Regions from separate parts of the Homo sapiens genome. Here region 2 is linked to region 1. A link is a contact called in ENCODE Hi-C or POLR2A ChIA-PET data. All regions are on one chromosome and are shown on one strand. Each heading gives the region's core, a stretch centred on a gene start or an enhancer-like site at or near the end of the contact. The rest is flanking DNA. Distances are from core to core; before and after follow the strand shown. Region 1 holds the start of RHOF (ras homolog family member F, filopodia associated). Region 2 overlaps CLIP1 (CAP-Gly domain containing linker protein 1).

What was found. Hi-C counts contacts between places; a loop is a spot of excess contacts on that map. ChIA-PET counts read pairs that join two places held with the same protein, here RNA polymerase II (POLR2A). Pooled maps may share reads with other maps.
Region 2: a loop to region 1 is called in a map with no recorded cell type, with 2.4 times the contacts of the local background. The contact joins the enhancer-like site here to the promoter of RHOF in region 1. A Hi-C loop is called at or near these places in 3 of 37 single-sample maps with no recorded cell type and 2 of 50 pooled maps. POLR2A ChIA-PET finds 5 or more read pairs at or near these places in 3 of 52 experiments (BJ, OCI-LY7 and activated T-cell).

What each region holds. Positions count from the first base shown.
Region 1 is chr12:121,791,420-121,796,158 of GRCh38, forward strand. RHOF (ras homolog family member F, filopodia associated) reads right to left here and starts at 2,269. Exons shown (of 5, transcript NM_019034.3): 1 at 2,077-2,269; 2 at 1,733-1,820. The coding sequence starts at 2,214. It overlaps LINC01089 (long intergenic non-protein coding RNA 1089), which reads right to left. Exons shown (of 4, transcript NR_152740.1): 4 at 3,848-4,739. It also overlaps a transcript of SETD1B not described here. RefSeq lists enhancers at 1,340-2,171, 2,177-2,717, 2,664-2,713, 3,258-3,798, 4,094-4,263 and a silencer at 1,644-2,183.
Region 2 is chr12:122,403,862-122,408,825 of GRCh38, forward strand. The region is part of intron 1 of CLIP1 (CAP-Gly domain containing linker protein 1); the gene reads right to left. Among named protein-coding and RNA genes, the nearest start is that of CLIP1-AS1, 11 kb to the left of the region's middle. Within about 2 kb of position 1,335, at least 8 of the 41 ENCODE cell types and tissues checked have a DNase peak (open chromatin) inside an H3K27ac peak, as active enhancers do.

The DNA of each region.
Region 1 (4,739 bases), core at 1,019-3,518:
CATCCCCAATGATACGTAGCCAATAGAGCTGGGGTCAAAGCCCAGATCTGACTCCAAAGAGGATGGCAGGAACAGGATGGGACCATGGATGGGATCCCCATGGTGCCAGTGGTCGCCTGCTTCTGGTGACTGTAGCAGGGGATGCTCCTCCATCCCTCTGGTAGCAGCTCTTAGCACAAATTCTTCCTACAGCAACTTGCAGCTTTCCAGAATCTCCACAACTCAATCTACTCTGACATGTTCCTTGAGCATCTCTCTCTGGGCAAGGCCAGAAAGGCCATCCCTGTTCTTATGATGTGGAGGCTGCCCTGAACAGTGAACCCCGGGACCTGATAGGGGAGGCCCTGATGGCAGAGGAGGAGGAAAGAAAAAACCTCCTGACCTCTTGCAGGGCAGTGGGTTGCTGTGAATGTCTCCACCCAGCAGCACTTGACTCAAAAAGTGGGTCAATGACCTTGCCCCTCCCTGGCTACTGCACAGGAAACATGAGAGTAAAGGTGTCCCAGACCATGACTTTTACTACCCCCGGGCCACGCCCCGGGAATTCCTCTGATGCCTCAGCTCTCCCAGCTCACCAGGGGCTAGAGACAGGCGCTGTTTTGGGGTTGGCCCTACAGGGCCCACATCCCACAAAGACAGGTTCCTCAGAGGCCACGATAGGACCTGCTGAAGTCGGAATGGAGGGGGGCTCTGAGCTAGGACAGCCCCTTTTCGGGTCCTCTCCAAGGTCTAGGTGGGGGTGGAGGTGTCTGGATTTTGGCTCCATCCTAGGTCAGTGTCTGACCTCACCTCACACACACAAGGCTTGGCTGGCCGGAGAGGGCCACCGGATGACGTGGTTCCCTGCAGGTCACTAAACACTGAGTCACAGAGGTGGGGTGAGGCCCCACCTGGGGATCTCAACCTTTGGTCCCCAATGTTGATGAAGCCCAGATGGGAGTCAGGGTCCTCCCACTGACTGTTTCTCCTGTCCCCACCCCTCACAACACCGACTCCCAAGCAATTGCACATAAATCCGTAAACCACCCGTGGGGGCCTGCAGGTGGCAGGCAGAGCCTGGTGTGGGGCCCCTGCCCCCAGTGCTCTGTTCCTTCCTCAGTTCATTTTCTACACTGTCTGGTTTTGTCCCAGGGAACTAGGAAAGCACAGAAGTAATTGTAGCCACGCAATTCCAGAACCACCAACTGCAAGCCGTGGAATCCTGGGAGCTGCAGACACAGAACTCGCATCCACAGGACCCCAGAGCCTCAGGCTGCAGAGCGCAGGCCACAGAGCCCTGGAGCCACAGGCTGATCTGCAGCCGGGAGCATCCCAGAACCACAGGACCCAGACACACAGCCCAGGCAATCCGAGCACCAAGGGACTCAAATCTGCAGCTCACAGAGTCTGCAGAGACCACAGCAGGTAGCGCAGCAATCCTGGAACCATGGGAGGCCCAAGAGCAGCCCACTGCTTTCTAGAACCACAGGAGAGGAACGAGCTGTGGGCTCTCAGCACAGAGCTGGGAGGGTGGCCCCAGAGTTCACCTCCTCCTCCAAACACCTTCCACTTACGTATAGGGCTTGGCCTCTAGGGCCCCGCAGCCAGCGCCCCTGAGCGGCCTCCAGGAGTGAAGAGCCGGCCAAGGCCCTGCCAAGGCTGCAGGGCGGGGACACCCAGTGGGGGACGCCCGGGAGGGGAAACCCTTCGGGCGGGCGGACCCTCGGGCCCCCCGGCGCGCAGGCGCACTCACCGGCCGTGTCGTAGAGGTTCAGGGTCACCTCCTTGCTGCCAACGGTCACGCTGGCCGTGTACTTCTCGAACACCGATGGGGCGTAGTGCTGCGGGAGAGGGGGTCGGGTTGGTCCTTAGTGGGGCCGGCGGGGGCCAAAGTTCCAGCTGAATCCACTGTCCACCCCCCTCACTCGTCCCGGATCAGCCCCCCCTCACCCCGCTGGGCTCTGGAATTCCCGAGGGGGCGCCCCGGGGTGGCGGCCGCCTGTCCGTGCTCGGGACGCTGGGGACTGAGGGTCGGGGCTCTGGGCTCAGGGTAAGGGGCGTCCCTCGCCCCCACCCCAGCCCCGCTGCGGGCCTCACCTCGGGGAAGGAGCCCTGGCTGTACACCATGAGCAGCGAGGTCTTGCCGCAGCCGCCGTCGCCCACGATCACGATCTTCAGCTCCTTCCTGCCCGGACCGGGGGCGGCGGTCTGGGCCAGGGCCCCGGGGGCATCCATTGCCCGGAGCCCGCAGCACTGGCGGCGGCGCGCCGGGCACTAGCGGAGCCAAGAGGTCGGGGGCGGGGCGGGGCCGGAACCAGCCCCGCCCACTCGGAGCAGCGCCGCCTCCGCCAGGCAGCCTCCCGGCCGACCTCCCAGCCTCAGTTTCCTTTCTGCTAAGGTCTCAGCCCTGGGTGTGGGTATTCAGCTCTCAGTCCCAGGGATACTGCAGCACCGGAAAAACGGGGCTCAGCTGCGAGCAAAGCTCCCACCCCCAACCCACCGCCACCCTCCGCGCGTCACGTCGCGCCCCTCGCCGGCGAGACCCGATCGTGGCTGCCCAGCGACTCCAGGTGCCCCTGATTAGCAGGCTCCGCCTTCGGCAGGGACCCTCTGATTGGCTGGCGCGGCCAGACAGGGTCTCCCGGATTGGCTGGCTGTGCCTCCGCACCGGGTTCGAGAAGCCCCCGGCCTCCAGCTCCGGGAAGAGCCCCTCAACTTTGCACTGCCCCAGCGGTGTGGCTTGGCACATGTCCGCCTCTGGCCTCAGCTTCCCCACAGGAGGTAGCGGCGGTGGCACCAGGGAAGATGCTGACGCGAGAGTCATGTCTGCCCACCTCGCCTGGGCCAGGGACGCCAGCGTGCACGCGGGTTCGGGGTGAGGGACTGGGCTCCGCTTACCCGCACCCCGACCCTGGGCTGCAGGGTGGACGTCTGACGCCCTCTGCCGGGCAATCGCCTCGGCGCCGGCCGCTCCGGGCGCAGGTTGGCCCGAAACCACTAGGGGCGGCCGCCTCCTTCCGGCAGGAGCCAGAGGCGTGAACCACGCAAGACGTCGTCAGGGAGGGGCAGGTTGGAGTAGCTCTAGTTGAAGTCAACTTGGTCCCTCTCCTGGAGCTTTGGAGACTGATAACCCCACACCCACCAAGAAATGTAAGAAAATGCGTTTCCTTGCCAGCAGCCACATGTCCTTCATCCCAGGAATCCCCCCAACTCTCCCATCCCCTGATCAAAACAGCTTATTTGTTGAGCACTTACTGTAGGCAGTGCTATCAGGGCTGCTGGCTGAATTACCCGTAACCCCCACCCCTCCTCTTACTCCTCACCCTGGGCGGGCTGACTGCCCTCTGCACCACCCAGATGAGTCGACAGGGTGGCAGAGGGACCCCCCCCTGGAGCCGGTCCACGGCAGACAGGCACGAGAGCATGGCCGAGAGTGGGATCCTACCAGCTGGGGTAGGAAGAGCCCATTTCTAACAAAACCCCCAACAGCAGCATGGTTGGGGGCAAGTGGCCTTCGTAGTTTCCTCAGATAGGGGCTGGCAGGACTCAGGATCTTTTTGCTGGCGACCCCACCCCGAAGACTCCCAGTTTTCAAGGTCTCGGCAAGGGTCATGTAAACCTCACTTCGTGGAGGAAAACCGCCAACCTGGCAGTTCCATGGTCAAGGTTCTCACAGTGCAAGCAAGGCACGGTCTGACCACCAGAGGGCAGCAGCGACCGCCCACAGAATCCCAAGACCACAGCAGAGCTGGGAAGGGGAGGCCGGGGAGGCACCCCAGGTTCTCAGTGGACGCCCTCTTCAGGCACTGGGCAAAGGGTAATCTCCTGGGTCAAGCACCCCCTAGACAAATGCACAGCAACTCATCCATTCCTTTTTTGCAACACGTTTATTGAGAGGCAGTTGTGCTCCAGCCTTCCAGGAGGTCACAGTCTTAGGGGAAGCAGTGCAATGGAGGTTGGAAGCAGGGGAACCCTTTACTGAAGGCTGAGCGCTGGCTGGCACACTAGGCCTGGCAGCACTGGAGGGCAGGCAGGGAAAGTAGGGTGGGTAACCCAGCCTGGCAAATGCACGGCAGCTAGAAAACCTCTTCAGGTTCTGGGGTGGCTGGGCCATGAGAGGGGAGGCCAGGCAGGGCTGTCAAGGTAACCGGGGTCAGATCATGGAGTTGCCTGCCAGGCTCCACAGGAGTGGGGGACAGAAGCAGAGCAACCCAGCTACCAGCCGGGCCCTGAGCTCCCTCAGGGTGACCAGGGAGGAGCTGTGACTGGCTGGGGAGGCAGGGCTGGGGCCGAGGTTCCCCAGGACGACAGGAGGGAGCCAAGGCACTCTAAGAGGTGGAAGAAGAGGACCAGAAGCTGGTGAGTGCATCACTGGAGCCCATAGGAGGGCTCCTGACTGTCCTCAAAAGCCTCAGACCTCAGTGTCCACTTTCTCCATCCAAGAAATGGGGCTGTGATCTCTGCTTATGACAGCACAAGCTTGCACAGAAGTGGAGGCGGGAAATAAGCACAAGTGTGCCTTCCCAGCCCGGCCTGGGTCCAGGCAGAACAGCTGATACTGGCCCCAGTCTGCCCACCCACCCCTGCTGGCCAGGAGGCTGGCAGAACCCCAGCCCCACCTGCCTGGAGCGCGTTTGATTTGGACTCGACTGTTGTGGTGATGGAGGGGGGCTGGATCTGTAGCTAAAAATACCTCGGAGCCAAGCCAGCTGCTCAGAGCTTCCTCGGAGGCTGGGCCGCGCTGGGCCCACTGAGGAACT
Region 2 (4,964 bases), core at 85-2,584, 610 kb after region 1:
ACTTGTTAGTCTTCCGAATAAGATACAGAACACTCCTTGTGCACATTTACACAGAGTGGTCCGATGACATGATGACACTGTGTGACTGCTCAGAATGTGTGCCCTAACAACAGTTCCGTGACTCAAAATCAAACCACAGGGCATGAAGGCAGGGAGCATGCACTCCAAGGTAGAATACCCGGTAAGCGCATGAGTGAGCGGTCTACGCGAGCTGAGGACAAGTGACAGACACCTAAGAGCATCGTTGACTCTGGCTTCCCAAAGCTTGGCCCTGAACACAGGGAAAATGTGTGTGACGCCACCAAACACAGTTTGGGGCGCAGGCCACAGAAGGGCCAATGTATCAAATCAGTGCACTAACAAGCGAGATTCACTGGACAGAATATAAAGCAGGGGCCTGGAGACACTGGTTTCAGTATCAACTAGTAGGCTGATTTAAAAGGTAACAGAATAGGCCGGGTGCAGTGGCTGACGCCTGTAATCCCAGTACTTTGGGAGGCCAAGGTGGGTAAATCACTTGAGGCTAGGAGTTCGAGACCTTCGGGCTGGCCAACATGGTGAAACCTGTCTCTACTAAAAATATAAAAATTAGCTAGAAGTGGTGGCACATTCCTGTAATCCCAGTTATTCAGGAGTCTGAGGCAGGAGAATCGCTTGAACCCGGGGAGGTGGAGGTTGCAGTGAGCCAAGATTGCGCCACAGCACTCCAGCCTGGGCAACAGAGCAAGACTCCATCTGAAAACAAAAAACAAAGGCCAGGTACAGTGGCTCACGCCTGTAATCCCAGCACTTTGGGAGGCCGAGGCAGGTGGATCACGAGGTCGGATCCATCAAGACCATCCTGGCTAACACAGTGAAACCCTGTCTCTAATAAAAATACAAAAAAAAAAAATTAGCCTGGCATGGTGGCGGGCGCCTGTAGTCCCAACAACTCAGGAGGCTGAGGCAGAATGGTGTGAACCCGGGAGGCGGAGGTTGCAGTGAGCCAAGATCGCGCCACTGCACTCCAGCCCGGGTGACAGAGCGAGACTCCATCTCAAAAAAAAAAAACAAAACAAAAAAAAACCAACATGGTGCCATGTGTTCACACTTCCATTCTTCCATTCAGTTCCACATATCCCCATCAAGTTCACTGCCTTGTCTATAGGACTGACTTAAACCACCTCTAGAGTCAGGTGTCAGAATAAGAGCATTCCATCATCTTCAAAAACACATGCCTTTCACATGAGATTACTTGTTTTATTGAATATTAAAGTCACTCAGCCTGTCCTTTTTTCCATTCCTGTCATGACTATTTATAAGCACCAATATTTCTTCACTGATCTGCATCCCCTGTGTAATCCCATGAGACGTTCTGTCACTGCTGCATGGCTCCTGTTGCCGTCATTGCCTAGATTCACAAGGGACGCGTTCTCGCAAGTACTATGGTCAAAAAAGTCAGAAGGATTCCAGGAGCCGTAACTCTAGGTTTTTTTTAGTCTTTTGTCACTTTACTGTGCTAGGACCACTAAGATCTATTTTCACTGATATTTCTCTAAGTATGTGGGTATTTATGTATGCTTCATACACGATATATTATATATAACTTTTTAAATAGGCCAGACTCAGCTTTAAAATTAACACAAAGATTAAAAAAGCAAATAGCAGCCAGGCGCGGTGGCTCACACCTGTAATCCCAGCACTTTGGGAGGCCAAGGCGGATAGATCACCTGAGGTGAAGAGTTCAAGACCAGCCTGGCCAACATGGCAAAACCCCATCTTTACTAAAATACAAAAATTAGCCAGGTGTGGTGGTACACACCTATAATCCCAGCTACTCGGGAGGCTGAGACAAGAGAATCACTTGAGCAAGGGAGGCAGAGGTTGCAGTGAGCAGAGATCATGCCACCACACTATCTCAAAAAAAAAAACAAAAAGGAAACAGCAGCCGGGTGTGGTTGCTCACGGCCGTAATCCCAGCACTTTGGGAGGACAAGGCGAGCGGATCACCTGAGGTCAGACGTTCAAGACCAGCCTGGCCAACTTGGTGAAACCCCCTCTCTACTAAAATGCAAAAATTAGCCGGGCATGGCGGCAGCTCCGGTAATCCCAGCTACTCAGAAGGCTGAGGCAGGAGAATCGCTTGAATCCGGGAGGCAGAGGTTGCAGTGAGCCTAGATGGCACCACTGCACTCCAGCCTGGGTGACAGAGCAAGACTCCATCTGGGGGATGGGGGGCGGGAAGCAAACAGCATATCTTTAAGGATAAAGTACGAAAGATGAGTAAATATTGTAATCACTGTTTATTTAAAAGGTCAATGCCGGCCAGCTCAGTGGCTCACGCCCATAATCCCAACACTTTGGGAGGCCAAGGTGGGCAGATAGTTTTGAGCTCAGGAGTTTGAGATCATCCTAGGAAACATGGCGAAACCCTGTCTCTGCAAAAAATACAAAAATTAGCCAGGCGTGGTGGTGCGTGCCTGTGGTCCCACAGAGTGAGACCTTGTCTCAAACAAGTAAAAATAAATGGATCAATGTGAAAAGCCCATTCAGACACTAAAGGACTGACACAAGTCAGTAAGTATCAGAAAATTAACTGGCCCCTTAATTCAAAAGGAGCTACAAGGAAGTTTTATTTCCAATTTCTAACTGAGACAAACCTTACAGAGCAATTTATAAAATTAGCCTGCTAACCTTAAGTGTTGATTTGAGAATATCACACAATAAGACACTGACAGTAAATACAAAGTTTATGGTATCTTTCCAAAGTCAAGAGTAGACATACCCCTTTGAAAAATTATTCTGTGCTTAAGAAAATTATATGTATTTAAAACTTAAGGTGTGTATGACATAGTACAGAATACAAGTTGTACCTAGAGAAGTTTTAAAAAGGAAGGACAGGATTAAAAACTAACCCAGGGAGAAGGTTGGGGCATAAGACAATGTTTTTTTTAGAGATGGAACTCTGAGCTCTGATGCAACTGCCTGCAATTATGAATGCCTTTGCACAGCTCAGTCTGAGTGCAGATTTATATTCCTACTACTTAGCACGCAGAAAATAAAGAGCCTCCCAATGTTCCTCCATCTGCAAAAAAAAAAAAAAATGTTTTAAGGGAACATGGAAAGCTGAATAATTTGAGTTATTTTGTTCATTTACACAAAATTCTACAAAATTCCTGTGACTTTGTAACTCTAACACATACCACTAGCTTAAGACACAGATCTTAAAAGGGGCTGAAATTACTAGGCCTCTCTAGTATCTCCCAGAAGAACTTACTTAATGGGTCGGCAGCAGTCAATTATACTAACGTGTAAAAAGAAGCAATGTGCTTAATATAGCATCATAAAATGTTAGAATCAGAAGAGACTGTAGCAATCTAGTTCAACTCTCTCATTTTACCAACAAGAAAACTGATTCTAAAAAGTGAAATCACTTGTCAAGGTCATACTTACTTAACAGTCTAGGACTAAAACCCCAATCTCCAGGCTCCTGACCCTAATGTAAACTGATGAATAAATGTTTCTAAATTATTATATACAGCAGTGAGATCAAAGAGTCAATCTCAAGGCAAGTTAAAACTGACCTCCCCAGCCAAGGTGGTTCACACCTGCAATCTCAGCACTTTGGGAGGCTGAGGCAGGAAGATCACTTGAGCCCAGGAGTTCAAAACCAGCCTGGGCAACACGGCAAAACTCCATCTCTACAAAAAATTAGCCAGGTATGGTGTCGCGTGCCTGCAGTCCAGGCTATCTGGGAGGCTGAAGGAGGATCACCTGAGCCCAGGAGATTGAAGCTGCAGTGAGCTGTGATTGTGCCACTGCACTCCAGCCTGGATGAGTTTTTTTTTTTTCTTGAGACAGAGTGAGAACACGTGCTACAAGGAGGGTTTTTGGTGAGACCCTGTCTCAAAAAAAAAAAAAAAAAAAAAAAAAGAATTGATTTCCCTTTCCATTCTTCACAAAGGAAAAAAGTTGGCATATTGTTGCCTGCCCCTTAAACAGTCAGACATGGCCCACACCAAAAGCAAAAGCATACCAAAACTGCTCTGAACAAGAAAAGGGTACAAAGACAACTCCTAGAAGAATCAAGGTCTTTCATATTGGATTGGGTTTTTTTCTTTTCATAAAAGCTTTCTTGCCTGTAATGCCAGCACTTTGGGAGGCCGAGGCAAATCACCTGAGGTCAGGAGTTCAAGACCAGCCTGACTAACATGGCGAAACCCCATCTCTACTAAAAATACAAAAATTAGCCAGGCATGGTGGCGGGCACCTGTAATCCCAGCTACTCAGGAGGCTGAGGCAGGACAATCACTTGAACCCGGGAGACGGAGGTTACAGAGCTCACACCATTGCACTCTGGCCTAGACGATAAGAATGATACTCCGTCTCAAAAAAAAAAAAAAAAAGGTTCTTGTTTTTATTTTGCAAATGAGCAAGTTTAATAGTTGCTATAGGTCTTGAGAGACAATGGACAAATAACCACATTTTTTTGAGACATTTCTTTATTTTTTATTATATATTTTTTTGAGATGGAGTCTCACTCTGTCGCCCAGGCTGGAGTGCAGTGGTGCAATCTCAGCTCACTGCAACCTCTACCTCCCAGGTTCACGCCATTCTTCTGCCTCAGCCTCCCGAGTAGCTGGGACTACAGGCGCCTGCCACCACACCAGGCTAATTTTTTGTATTTTTAGTGGAGACAGGGTTTCACCGTGTTAGCCAGGATGGTCTCGATCTCCTGACCTCGTGATCCACCCACCTCGGCCTCCCAAAGTGCTGGGATTACAGGTGTGAGCTACCGCGCCCAGCCTATTCTGTTTTTAAGAGACTATGTTGCCCAGGCTGGTCTTGAACTCCTGGGCTCAAGAGATCCTCCTGCCTCAGCCTCCCAAAGTGTTGGAATTAAAGGCATGAGCCACTGTGCCCGGCCTATAACCACGTTTCTATTTTCACAATACTACAGGGCACCTTGATATTTTTTTTATTGT